Linked DNA regions of Homo sapiens: region 2 is linked to region 1. Evidence: read pairs that join two places in POLR2A ChIA-PET (ENCODE). Cell type or tissue: MCF 10A. All regions are shown on one strand. Each heading gives the region's core, and the rest is flanking DNA. Links, peaks and the distances in the headings are about the cores only.

Region 1 (3,648 bases), core at 1-2,500:
AGCACATAAAGCACTGGGAACAGAGCCTGGCTCTTCATCTGCACTGTTTGACTGCAGAGGAGGGAAGAGTGCCTGAGGCCCAACTTTCCTATCCAGTGAGGAATCTAGGGAATATAACCAGTGCTGGGGGCTCCCCACCTGAGCTGGCATGCTGGTTTAAGCCTCAGTTGTTTACTGGTCAGTGGCTTATTTCACCCCAGCTGCAGGGATGGAACAGCAAGTAGGGGCTTTACTGCCAAGTGAAGCTTTTTCCACTGCTCCCTTGGAGGGTTCTCCGCAGGGCCGAAACCTGGCCAGGAAACCAGATGGGAGAAGAGGAAGGGCTGGGGCTGTGAGCGGAGGTATGGACAGGGCTCTGAGGCCCCCCCAGGAAAGATTTGAACTCTAGAAGGCCGTGCAAGGTTGGAAGCAGGCTCTGGGAACAGCCTCCATTTGGTTCATCAGTGGATAATCTCCCCAACACCCCCCACAGCTGAGGCCTCTCCACCATCTGCCGCCCCAGCTGGGCCCAGTCAGGGGGTCTGAATGCCTCGCCCAGCTCAGTGACTCAGCAAGAGTCATCCTCATGGCTGGACTCCTGCCTTGTTCTGAGGCCAAGCCCTCGGCAACTGCCCCTGCATCAGCACCAGGACCCCACCTCACCTCCCTGACCACCCACCTGCCATGCCCTAAACCTGGGCCTTCTGCCTAGACCACCCAGGACAGGTCTTGCCTTCTACCCTCGCCATCTATGGAGGTGAGCCAGGGAAACCCTTTGACTCAGGCAGCACATTGGTGACAAGTCTCAGATTGAGTTTTTTGTGGTTTCCTTCCAGATGACATGCGCAGTTAGAGCATTTTACTTAAAATAGATCAGGGCCCTCAAAAGACAATAGCAAGGATTGTGTTGACCTTTGGAAGGCTCTGCCCAGCCCTCAGGCTTGGCCCCTGCTCCCCAGATCCACTCATCCACCCAACTTCCTTCAGTCTCTGCTTCTGAGACCTGCCCTAGTCGGCTCTCAGTGTAGAGGCCCAGTCTTGCCTGATCACACCTCCCTCAGGTGTCATGAGGCTCCTGCAAGAACCACAGCCAGCTTTCACCCCAAATCCCACCAGGGTCTCTCCCACCATGAGGGTAAATAAGCAGGAACTAAATAGCCTGTCCAAAGCAGAAACCAGGTTCATTGTCTAGTTAAAAGAGGGGCTCTTGCCTGAGAGAGGTGGCTCACACCTGTAATCCCAACACTTTGGGAGGCCGAAGGTGGGAGGATGGATTGAGGCCAGGAGTTCAAGACCAGCTTGGGCAACATAGCAAGGCCCCATCTCTTTAAAGAAAGAAAAAAAAAAAAAAGAGGGAGACCGGATCAGACTCTTGGCTCAAAAGTAAACTTCTGCTACAGCAAAACTTAATAAATAAACGAGTCATGAGTCACTACTTCCCAGAGATCTTCAGGGTCAACTGTGAGTAGCTGATATACTGAATCTCTTTTTTGTTTTTTTTGGAGACTGTAGCCCAGGCTGGAGTGAAGTGGCACAATCTCGGCTCACTGCAACGTCCACCTACCTCCCAGGTTCAAGCAATTCTCGTGCCTCAGCCTCCCGAGTAGCTGGAATTACAGGCACATGCCACCAAGCCTGGCTAATTTTTTGTATTTTAGTAGAGATGGGGTTTCACCCCAGGGTGGTCTCAAACTCCTGAGCTCAGGCAATCTGCCTGCCTCAGCCTCCCAAAGTGCTAGGATTACAGGCGTGAACCACCACACCTGGCCCCTAGTGAGTCTTAAATGGCAATTGACCAAGTGACCACACTGCCTACGGGGTCTGCAGTGAGTAGAGTGGTACCACCTGGAGGCTTGATAGCAACACAGCCTGGGGCCCCACCCCAGAGCCACTGAATCTACTGGCATTTTAACTCGACCCTCAATGACTTGCATGCACATTACAGTCTGAGCAGCTCTGGTCTAAAGCAGACTCTCGGCTCGGGCTGCACACTGGTCATCTGGAAATCTGTTTTTTTTTTTTTTTTTTTTTTTTTTTTTTGAGATGGAGTTTCGTGCTTGTTGCCCAGACTGGAGTGTAGCCATCTCGGCTCACTGCAACCTCTGCCTCCCGAGTTCAAGCAATTCTCCTGCTTCAGCCTCCCAAGTAGCTGGGATTACAGATGTCCGCCACCACACCCAGATAATTTTGTTTTTAGTGGACAGGGTTTCGCCATGTTGGTCAGGCTGGAAGTGATCCACCCACCTCGGCCTCCCAAAGGGCTAGGATAACAGGTGTGATCTGCCGCGCCAGGCCTTCTGGAGACCTTTTTTTAAAGCCACCCATCTCCGGTGATTCTATTTAATTGGTCTGGGTGAGGTTCACCCGTTGCTATTGTAAAAAGTTCTCCCTCATTTTTTTTTTTTTTTTCTGAGACGAGTCTCGCTCTGTCACCCAGGCTGGAGTGCAGTGGCACGATCTCGGATCACTGCAGCTCCGCCTCCCGGGTTCATGCCATTCTCCTGCCTCAGCTGGGATTACAGGCACCCACCACCACGCCTAGCTAATTTTTTTTGTATTTTTAGTAGAGATGGGGTTTCACTGTGTTAGCCAGGATGGTCTTGATCTCCTAACCTCGTGATCCGCCTGCCTTGGCCTCCCAAAGTGCTGGGATTACAGGCGTGAGCCACCGCGCCTGGCCTCTGACTCTTAATATATATCCAGGATTGAGAGCCAGTGGGAAAATGTCACTCCAGCAGGTTTTATCACTGCCAGCATGCTCCTGGGCCACTTACTAGCCTCTGAGCCTTCCTCTCCAGTGAAGTGAGAATAAAAGTGACTGTTGACTAGGCTTGGTGGCTCCCACCTGTAATCCCAGCACTTTGGGAGACCAAGATGGGAGGATCACTTGAGGCCAGGAGTTCAAGACCAGCCTGGGCAACATAGGGAGACCCTGTCTCTATAAAAACCATAAAAAATATTAGCTAGGTGTGGTGGTGCACACCTGTGGTCCCTGCTACTTTGGAGGCTGAGGTGGGAGGATCGCCTGTGCCTGGGAGGTCAAGGCTGCAGTGAGCCGTAAATGGAGCACACGAGTGCGCTCTAGCCTGGGCAAGAGTGAGGCCATCTCAAAAAAAAAAAAAAAAAAAAGAAAAGAAAAGAAAAGGAAAAAAAAATGACTGCTCTTCAAGTCAAAGGTATTAGAGACTGGAGGGTCTCTGGTGCACAGTAGGAACTGGGAGGAGGATAAAGATCAGTTTCAGGCCGGGCGCAGTGGCTGTAATCCCAGCACTTTGGGAGGCCAAGGCAGGCGGATTGCCTGAGCTCAGGAGTTCGAGACCAGCCTGGCCAACATGGTGAAACTTCGTCTCTACTAAAAATACAAAAATTAGCCGTACATGGTGGCAGGCAACTGTAGTCTCAGCTACTCGGGAGGCTGAGGCAGGAGAATTGCTTGAACCAGGGATGCAGAGGTTGCAGTGAGTCGAGATTGCGCCATTGTACTCTGGCCTGGGGGACAGAGCGAGACTCTGTCTCAAAAACAAAAACACAGCTCCGATTGCAGGCTGTGAAGGGCAGGGAATTGCACTCATTCTCCTCCAGCCCCTTCCCTTACCCAGGTCCAGGCAGCCTCCTTTGTCCCCAACCCCAGGGCTCTTGCTCCAGGCAGTCCTGAGGTTGGACGTAAGG
Region 2 (3,581 bases), core at 1,033-3,532, 160 kb before region 1:
AGTGGGAGCTGGGGCTGCAGGCGGCTGGAGAGGGCTGGGGGTTATCTCTGGCTGGTAGGGGTCATCATATAGGTTGTCAGAGCCCTAGAGGGAGATAGAAGGAACACCCAAGGCTCAGAGGCCACTGGGTCCAAAGAGAGCTACCTGAGGACAGCCAATCAGACTCAGAGGAGTGCTGCACTTAGGGAAGGAGGGCGAAGACCCAGGCAGTTCTAGAGCAGGTGGCTCGGGTCCCCCAAGGGTGAGCTGTGTACCGGCAGCCGGTGGATAATGGAGCTGTGAGAGGTGACTGTGTGCTCCCCCTCCTGCATCATGGCCATCTCCCGGGCTTCAGGGCCTTCTTCCTCCTCCTCCTCTTCCTCCTCCTCCTCCTCCTCTTCCTCGTTGTCTGAGGCATCTGCTAGGCTGTTGACGGAGCTGCTCTGGCTGGAGGCGCTGATGGACATGCTGGGCACTGAGTGGCTACTCTCGAGGCTGGTCAGAGTCCCGGCCCGGTGCATGTAGGGCTCGGCCTCCTGCGAACAGGGCGTAGGCTGCTGGACAGGGAAGGGGAAGCCCTGGGGCATATGCATGGAGGTAGCATGGGAAGATGGTGGTGTGAGTAGGGCTGGGGAAGGGGCCAAGCAACTGCAGGGGGCAGGCACACATGGGGTATAAAGAGGGGTGTTAGGGCAAGCTGGGTCACCTCTTCCTCCTCTGGGGCCTCGGCACCAGGGCCGTTGGGTGCCTCTTGGAACAGGATCTTCTTCATCTTGCGGTACTGCAGGTTGTCCAGCTCCCGCACGGCATCCTTGGTCCTCTGGATCAGGTCCATGATGACTGTGGGTGGCCGCTCCCGGAGCACAAAGCGGTGCTGGGGGAAGAGGGCACTGAGGTCTGCTGCCAACTCCCCTTCCCCCCACAACCCACAGCCCTTGGCATTCCCTCAGGCCTGAGGCACTCTTCTGGGGCCCACGCCCACCACGGGTTGATGCTGGCCTTATCCCAAGCCCTTCTCTCACAATTTTCTGTACCACCCAGTACCTACTCCCCAGACAGACTCTTCTTCCTCTAAGCATGGCTGACAGGCAGGGACAGTCAGGAGAACTGGATTCTCGTCCAGCTCCTCTACTAAAGGGCTATGTGACCTTGGACATGTCATGAGGCCCCTCTGGGCTTCATACAGTATCCTACAATTATAAAACAAGTGGGTCCAACTACATAATCTGAAGTTTCCAACTACGGCTCCTCAGGCCCCCATGGGTCTGTGAAGGGAATGGGGCCCCTCCATTTTTGATAATTCAAAAAACACCTAAGGGAAATCATACATTTACCCATGATAAGGCTACACAGGCTTTTGGCTTGCATTACATCAGATCAGTGGGGCAACCCTGGTTATCACATGCTGACCAGAAGCTCTGGCTGGCAATTATATAAATCTTTGATTAATAAAAGAAGGGAAAACAGTTTATTACTTAATAAATTAAGGCAGTCTGGTAGACAAAATCTTGTAAAACACAGAGTCCACTAGGCATTGGGGATGGGGTGGGAATTCATCAACGAAGCTCTTGGTGGAGGAGGAACTGGGAACCACTAATTTCCCTGGGGGTTCTTGTGGCTGTAACAAGCTACAGTTCCAGGAGAATGCTAGGCCAGCAGGCCCTCACCTTCAGGAGAACCTCTGAGGTTGGTCTGTCTTGAGGGATTTTCTGAAGACAGGAGTCGACAAAATTCCGGAAGTACTCAGACCTGAAAGTCACAGGAGGGTGGGAGAGGGGTGGGGAAGGCATGAGTCAGGCATCCATACCCCATGGCCTAACGCCTGGGCCCAGATTCGGAATCTCAGTCCTCACCAGTGTCCTGACTGGAGCACGGGGGATTCGTTCTGTGCAATGTGGTATAAGGCACTCATCGCATTCATGTTAAAGAGCGGTGGTTTCCGTTCAGCTACAGAAAAAGGTGAAAGGGAAGAAGGTGAGAGGTGGCAGGGGGTAGAGGACAATGGAATGGAACTGAGACGACTTGGGTTCAAACCCCAATTCCTTGACTTCCTTGCCACATGACCTTGAGAAGTTCCCATCATCCTGTTGCGTCTCAGTTAATTCCTTCCTCTGTAAAATACAACACCCATCCTCTCCACTGCACACGGGTGGAATAGGGGTCAAAGAAAATAACATCCACAAAAGCAGTAACGAAGGCAGAAGGACAGCCATTCAGTTATCACCCCAACTAATATTTCTTAGGTGCCAAAGGGAGCAGATAACTTGATAATTGCTATGGGGAAGATAAAAACAAGAATTAGGCCCCACCCTCAAGGAACCTCCAGTCTAAAAGATTAAATAGGACTGAAAAAATAACATCAAAGTATTAACTGGTATAAGAGGGAAACAGGGAAGTGGCTGGGAAGTTGAGAGTATGCAGTGAGCCTTCAAGCTAGCATATCTTCAGGGAATTCAGAGAAGGGCTTTGTAAAAAGCCCTGAGATTAGAAAGGTAAGTGCAAGCTAAGAGTCGCTAAGAGTCCCTTGTAGCCCAGACAAATGTCATGTTGTTTTGGCCTAAACGGTGATTTTTAAAATTAACTGCCAAAAGTAATAATCAAATAATAATACAAGTTTCCAGTTTCTCCTTAAGAATTAAATCTGGTGAAATGGAGTCTACATTACTGCATAACAATGGTCTGGAGATAAGCATTAGCTGCCCTCTTTCTATGGAAACAGCAATCTCCAGTTTGCCACATCCTTCTCCACACTGCTTCCCTGATATTGACTTAGTATGAGTTGACATTTATAATCAGACTGATATATATTTTTTTCAATAGTAGAGTAATATTTCTCTGTATCCACATCTCTTCCAAAAACTAGAAATAAAATGGACAGATCTAGCTTTTTCTTATACTTGGGTCCGTTTCTTACATTTTTCATCAACTGTCTGGGCCTGGCATCTAATGGTAAATGGAGACTGTGAAGATGGAGGAGAAGGGCTCGTCCAAATCTCTGACCTCGGGCAGAGGACCCAATACGAACCAAGGCAAGGAAGTGGAAGAGTTCATGACACACTCAGAGGGTGGAGCCCATGAAGGAAAGGGCCAGCATTTACGAAGCAAAGCCTCTAGGTTGGTGGGAGGAAGGATGGGGATGGCTTCAGTCTTGAAGGCAACAGGGGGCCACTCATGGCTCCAAACAGGGAGTGAAATGACAGCACTGAGCTTAGGCAGACCTCTCTGGCATCAGTACTTAAGACAGACTGGAAGGGAGAAGAGACTGGAGAGATCACTGCAGGAGGCTGTTGATAAGAGAAACTAACAGCAACTCTTAGGCAACTGTTTTGTGCCTGGCATTGTGTTGGAAGCCTTATAAAGGTTACCTACCTCATTAAAGAATTGTTTCAATAGTGCTGGCTGACAGAGATGAGAACCTTGGCATGGCTTCAAGGCCTTAGGAACTCACTTGGACCTAACTCTCTGGCCTTATCCTTCAATATTCTCTGCATTACATGCTAGGTTCCAAATAACTGAAGCTAGTCCCAGTTCCCCAGGCCTGCACTTACCTCTAGGCCTCTCACATGCTGTTCTCTCTGCCTGGAAAGCTCTTCCCTACATTC

Evidence for each region. ChIA-PET counts read pairs that join two places held together with the same protein. Peaks named below come from ENCODE experiments on the same cell type or tissue, not always from the same donor. Only the 100,000 strongest peaks of a DNase experiment are listed, where the experiment ranks them.
Region 2: POLR2A ChIA-PET joins it to region 1 with 6 read pairs; 19 of 35 experiments call an interaction of 5 or more read pairs at or near these places.

The regions. Positions count from the first base shown.
Region 1 is chr16:29,822,583-29,826,230 of GRCh38, reverse strand. The region is part of intron 1 of MVP (major vault protein); the gene reads right to left. Among named protein-coding and RNA genes, the nearest start is that of MVP, 3.9 kb to the right of the region's middle. RefSeq lists enhancers at 75-647, 834-963, 1,024-1,103. In MCF 10A, for the core only: no CTCF peak of the experiment used is centred there; a DNase peak (open chromatin) is centred at 1,410.
Region 2 is chr16:29,980,006-29,983,586 of GRCh38, reverse strand. It overlaps TAOK2 (TAO kinase 2), which reads right to left. Exons shown (of 16, transcript NM_016151.4): 9 at 1,833-1,926; 10 at 1,647-1,728; 11 at 686-853; 12 at 255-515; 13 at 1-84. Among named protein-coding and RNA genes, the nearest start is that of TAOK2, 7.9 kb to the right of the region's middle. In MCF 10A, for the core only: no CTCF peak of the experiment used is centred there; no DNase peak of the experiment used is centred there.